Linked DNA regions of Mus musculus: region 2 is linked to region 1. A link is a loop called in an ENCODE intact Hi-C map of the cell type or tissue named here. Cell type or tissue: left cerebral cortex. All regions are shown on one strand. Links, peaks and the distances in the headings refer to the core of each region. The heading gives the core; the rest is flanking DNA. Region 1 overlaps Cse1l (chromosome segregation 1-like (S. cerevisiae)). Region 2 holds the start of Ddx27 (DEAD box helicase 27).

Region 1 (2,911 bases), core at 236-2,735:
ATTCACCTCCTCTGAGAGCCTCTGAGTCTAATAAGATTTTTGCTTCTTCCAAGTAACCCTGTGACACAGGTGTGGCCGCTGTGCAGGATTTGTCTCTGTGACACAGGTGTGGCCGCTGTGCACGATTTGTCTCTTAGGGCTTTTTGTTTTGGTCTTGTCTTTATGTATGTATACATGTTTATGTTCACATGTGTATTAGCATGTGTGTGGGGGTATGCTTGTCATGAGTGGACCTCTGGGGTGTCTGTCTTCCAGTCACACTTCACTTTTCTTGAGGCTTGGTCTCTCGCTGAATCTGGAGCTTGGTGATTCCTTTATGGATTCTAGGAAACTGACTCTAGCTGTTAACCTTGTGTGGCAAGCATTTTATTCAGTAACGCAGAACCCTAACATTGTATTTTACTGAGTAGCATTGGGGAACTCACAGCAGTCTACATGTCTCTACTTCCTGAGAGCTGAGATTTCAGGCATAAGCCTCCATGCCTGGCTCTTAAAAGTAAATTTGCTTTGGTTTTGTCTGCACTGTCCAATCCAGGACTCCTTTGTTACAATCTCTCATTGGCCTGTTTGAATTACCTGAAGATGACAGCATTCCTGATGAAGAGCATTTCATTGACATAGAAGATACACCAGGATACCAGACTGCCTTCTCACAGCTGGCATTTGCTGGTAAAAAGGAACATGATCCTGTAGGTCAGATGGTAAACAACCCCAAAATCCATCTGGCACAGTCACTTCACAAACTGTCAACTGCTTGTCCTGGAAGGGTAAGTATCCGTGGTGCTGTGGGACTCTGACTGGGAAGTAAGAAGATGAGGTCTTACCCTGCTCTCTCCAGTTGAGCTTAGGGAGTGCTTTATTTTTTTAATAAGTATGCTGGATGGTGGTTGGCACAAGCCTTTAATGCCAGTACTGAGAAGGGTAACTTGGTCTACAGAGTTCCAGGATGGCTAGCACTATACAGTACAGAGAAACCCTGTCTAAAGAAAATATCCGAGAAAAAAAATTTTGGAGAAAAAAAAGAAAGAAAACAGAATGGTAACATACTCAAAAATTAAATAGTATGTCTTTAATCAAAGACTGGACCTTTAATTGCATTTAGCTAGTCTTTCAGATATACTATCTGAAACTATGGGTTTTATTTTTCACACATAGGGACAACCAACCCTGGTACACTTAGTTAAAATAATTAACCATGTTTTATTATTTTCTGTAGCAAGGGTTATTAGGATAAGTATGCCTAAGTACTTAGTCTTTGAAAAGCAAAAGTTTTTCTTTTGCCAAATGTATAGTGGCTGAATCCTTACAGTCCCAGATCAGATGCATAGGTAGCTGTGAGTTTGAGGCTAACCTGGGATACCTAACAAGATTATGTCCATAAACTAAAAACACAAAGTCCTTTTATCAACCACAGTACAAAAGAAGTTCCTTATGGATCTACTGTGAGAGAGAGAGAGTGTGTGTATGTGTGTGCACGCACGCATGTGCATGCACGTGTGCGAGATCTTTGATCCCCCCCCCCAGGGGGGGGCATCTATCTACCTTTATTTTTTGAGATGTGTAAAGGTCACAGAGCTACTTGTCACTTTTCATCTTCCAAGGAGTGGGTCCTGGGAAGCAAACTTAGTTAGGCTTGGTGCTCAGTACTCAGTACTCCTATGACCACACCACAAGTATCTTTGCTCGGCTGCTGTGGTGAATGCCTAGCTGTTTTGAATGTCTGAAATAAGTTAGATTATTTGGCTCTCCAGTGGACAGTGACTGGCTGCCTTTTCCCCACATGGTGGCAGCGTTTCATTTAGGCCCCAGTTTGCATTTGTACATAAGAGCCTCCTACACCATGTGGTTTCACTCTCCTGTAGGTTCCCTCGATGGTGAGCACCAGCCTCAATGCAGAAGCCTTGCAGTATCTCCAAGGTTACCTGCAGGCAGCCAGTGTGACCCTGTTGTGAACTCCATCTTCCTGACCATGCAGCGGCTGAGGATGGTTTCTTAGAACCATGTGGACTTCTGAGCACGGCCCTGCTGAAGCAACACAGGTTTCCAACCTCTTGAACTTGTCACAAACTCTTACAGAGGACAGAAAATATTGCTGTAAGCCAATGAGGTTGTTTGTCTTGATCATCAATATAACTGATAACTTGTCTACTTTGTCCTTAATGGGACAAGTATTTACAATCCCATGTATGGCCATGGTCTCTGTTGAACATTTGCACGGTTTGGGTTATTTCAAATTTTTGGCAGGCCTTGACTGTGGAGACTTAATTTCTATTGTTTTGAAGCTTGTATTTCTCTTGTCCTTTGTGGATTTTGTCTGTTTCTTTAAACTTTTATTGGACATATGAAAAAGTCTTGTTGACTTGCAATGCACATTTCGTAGTTAAAGTCTGTAATCAGCAATAAAAACCCAAAATGTGTATCTAAAAGTGTCTTCAGGACAGGATTTGGTGCTTTCTGAAACTTTGATGAAATGAAGAATTTCTTTAAATCTACTTTCCCCATCTGGACTCCATAAAAATACTAATTTTTAAATCATTTAAACTCAGAATGGTGGTTTTTATTGTTTTCTTTTTTTAAGAGTCTAAGCAAAACAGTCCTTCGGGCAGATCTGGAGCTTGCCAGGCATCCCAGACTGAGTTAAGGGCTTCCTACTGACAAGTCCTGTGGAAGGGTTAGGATTAGAGCAGCCGTCATTGACTGTGCTTTCTGCTAAAAGGAACTGTATTTGTTGTTTTTAACCTGGACCTTCATGTGGTCACAGGCCAAGCAATTTTGTTATGGACAGCTTACCAAATGATTTCTCTTCCACGCAATTCTTATGCGTGCCTATGTTGGTTGTCTTCTTCCACAGTGAGTCTTCTGGGACTGACCCGGGTCTGTCAGGTTTGGATTTAAGTGCCTTGGCCTGCTG
Region 2 (2,911 bases), core at 163-2,662, 70 kb after region 1:
CTGTGCTGGAACTCACTCTGTAGACCAGGCTTGCCTAGAACTCAGAAATCCACCTGCCTCTGCCTCCCAAGTGCTGGGATTAAAGGCGTGTGCAACCAATGCCCAGCTTTTTATTTTTTTAAGATTTATTTATTTTGTGTTACGAGTACACCATTGCTTTCTTCACACACACCAGAAGAGGGCGTCAGATCTCATTACTCATGGTTGTGAGCCACCATATGATTGCTCGGAATTGAACTTAGGACTTTTGAAAGAGCAGTTGGTGCTCTTAACCGCTGAGTCCTTGGTCACTGTTTTATTACTGTGAAGGGACACCATGACAAAGCGTTTAATTAGGCTGTTCTTACAATTTCAGCGCTTTTGTTCATTGTCTTCATGGTGGAGAGCTGTGTGCATGCAGACACAGTTGTAGCTTTAATTTTTTTTTCTCGACCGTATTTTTTGTTTTGTTTTGTTTTCTTTCTTTCTCTTTTTTTTCTCTGGTTTGGTTTTTTGAGACAGGGTTTCTCTGTATAGCCCTGGCTGTCCTGGAACTCACTTTGTAGACCAGGCTGGCTTGAACTCAGAAATCTGCCTGCCTCTGCCTCCCAAGTGCTGGGATTAAAGGCATGTGTCACCATGCCTGGCTTTTTTTTTTTTTTTTTTTTTCTGAGACAGGATTTCTCTATATAGCCCTGGCTGTCCCAGAACTCACTTTGTATACCAGACTGGTCTCAAACTCAGAAATCTGCCTGCCTCTGCCTCCCAAGTACCCGTACTTTTAATGTTTTTTTTTTTTTTTTTTTAAGATTTTATTTATTTATTTATTTATTATATATAAGTACACTGTCGCTGTCTTCAGACACTCCAGAAGAGGGAGTCAGATTTTGTTACGGATGGTTGTGAGCCACCATGTGGTTGCTGGGATTTGAACTCTGGACCTTCGGAAGAACAGTCGGGTGCTCTTACCCACTGAGCCATCTCACCAGCCCATACCCGTACTTTTAATAATGGTTCATAAATGCTTTAACCTCTCTTGTAGTCTACTACTCACCAGAGGCAGTGGAAAAGAAGGGATACAGACCAAAAGGTCCAGAGTTCAAATCCCATCAACCACATGGTGGCTCACAACCATCCGTAACAAGATCTGACTCCCTCTTCTGGTGGGTCTGAAGACAGCTACAGTGTACTTACATATAATAATAAATAAATCTTTAAAAAAAAAAAAAGAAAAGAAAATAGAACTTACAATTCGACCATCCTTAAAATATTATCTATTATTTAAACTTTTATGTGCCTGCATCATGCCTGCATACATGTCTGTGCACCAGATGTTCCCAGTGGCCGCAGAGGTCAGATACGGAGTTACAGACAGCTGTGAGCCACCTTGTGGGTGCTAGGAATCAAACCTGGGTCTTCTGCAGGAGCAACCAGTGCTCTTAGCCACTAAACCAGCCCTCCAGGAATCCAGCCCCCTGTTAATTATTATAATTGTGTATACAGAGGGGCGTGTTCACTTGAAAAGGGTGTGAAGATCAGAGGACAACTCTGGATTCCGAGCTCTTCTTTCCCCTTGTAGGTACCGGGATCGCACTCAGGAGTAGTGTGGCCTTTGCCATGCTGAGCCAGATGGCAGCCCTGACTACCATTTTGTTGTTAAGTTCCCAAATGTACACATACTTCTAATTTTTCCCTCACCTTTACACACTCTCAGACTTCTATTTCTTTCCCAAAACAAAGTAGTTTTCTAATCTAAACAACGCCCCACCCATTTGATTTTATTATTGGAAACCACGCAGGCCCGCGAAGTCTCAAAGTGCCGCCCCCGAGCGGAAGTGACGTGAAGCACATGCGCGCGACGCCGAGCGGGTCGCGGAAAAGGCGGGTCGTGTCGGCGCGCCGCACTCGCTACGTCCGGAAGTGGCTGCTTCTTCAGCATGCTGGCGGAGCTCGGCTTCATCCGGACCATCGGCGAGAATGACGAGGTGCCGGTTGAGCCCGAGTCGGACTCCGGAGACGAGGAGGAGGAGGTAGGAGCCGGCGGGAGAAGGGGCCGTGGGCGGGAGCGGCCGGGAACCAGCTGCGGGCCCCAGGCCCTCCTCAGCGTGCTCAGGTGTCCCCATGCAGGCCGTGTCACCAAGCTGTGCGGAGTCGAACTTCGCAGGCGAAGTCAGTCTTGCTTCCTGCCCAGTCGGGGACACATGCTCCCACCTATCCATCAAGCCTCCCAAGGGGGTTCTAGTGATGCTAGGCGGTGGGGATGTAGCCCTGAGAAAGTGGCTCCAGGGTGAGTGGCGAGAGAAAAAGACCCAAACCCAAACTCTCAGTGCCTCACACCGGCGTCAGCCAGCCTCACACGACACTAAGGATGGCCCAGGCCCTCTGCAGTCCGATTCCGAGAAAGCTGATGTCTAAGGCTCCAGTCTTTAAGGATGTTGCTGGGAGGTCGTTTGGAGCTCTGCTGGTCAGTTTAGGCGTCTGTCCAAGGCTTCTATCCCTCTGTCCATCCACACTCCGGTCTTTGCAAGTCCCACCCGCACACCTGCAAACCTGTGCCCCTCACATACTTCAGTTTCCAGCTTGGTGGTCTCCTTACCAAGTAGCTGAGTGGTCTCAGTGGTCTGAGTGGTTCCAGCCATGCAGCTAAGTTTTTGTGGCTTTCAGAGTCAGGCCAGGCTCTGTTGTCTTTTCTGCCATTTGACCCTCAGCAGCCTTCCTTGTCCTGGCAACACCGACATACCATTCCATTTCATGTCTTAGAAACTTGTGTTCTTTTTCTGCTCAGAGCCTTTCACATCTCTACCCAGCCCACTCCCCCAGGCTTTCTCTCTATAGCCCTGGCTGTCCTGGACCTACCTCGGTAGACTTCGAACTCAGATCTGCCTGCCTCTGCCTCCTGAGTGCTGGGATTAAAGGTGTGCCCAGCTTCTCT

The links. A loop is a pair of places that touch in the nucleus more often than their neighbours do. Peaks named below come from ENCODE experiments on the same cell type or tissue, not always from the same donor. Only the 100,000 strongest peaks of a DNase experiment are listed, where the experiment ranks them.
Region 2: a loop joins it to region 1, with 2.3 times the contacts of the local background. A loop is called at or near these places in 30 of 42 quality-filtered maps.

Annotation. Positions count from the first base shown.
Region 1 is chr2:166,943,842-166,946,752 of GRCm38, forward strand. It overlaps Cse1l (chromosome segregation 1-like (S. cerevisiae)), which reads left to right. Exons shown (of 25, transcript NM_023565.3): 24 at 536-767; 25 at 1,863-2,548. The coding sequence ends at 1,952. Among named protein-coding and RNA genes, the nearest start is that of Gm31204, 38 kb to the left of the region's middle. In left cerebral cortex, for the core only: a CTCF peak has its summit at 1,775 (motif pointing right); a DNase peak (open chromatin) is centred at 1,822.
Region 2 is chr2:167,013,418-167,016,328 of GRCm38, forward strand. Ddx27 (DEAD box helicase 27) reads left to right here and starts at 1,896. Exons shown (of 21, transcript NM_153065.3): 1 at 1,896-2,009. The coding sequence starts at 1,917. In left cerebral cortex, for the core only: CTCF peaks have their summits at 170 (motif pointing right), 1,145 (motif pointing left) and 1,767; a DNase peak (open chromatin) is centred at 1,837; H3K4me3 peaks cover 1,430 bases; H3K27ac peaks cover 985 bases.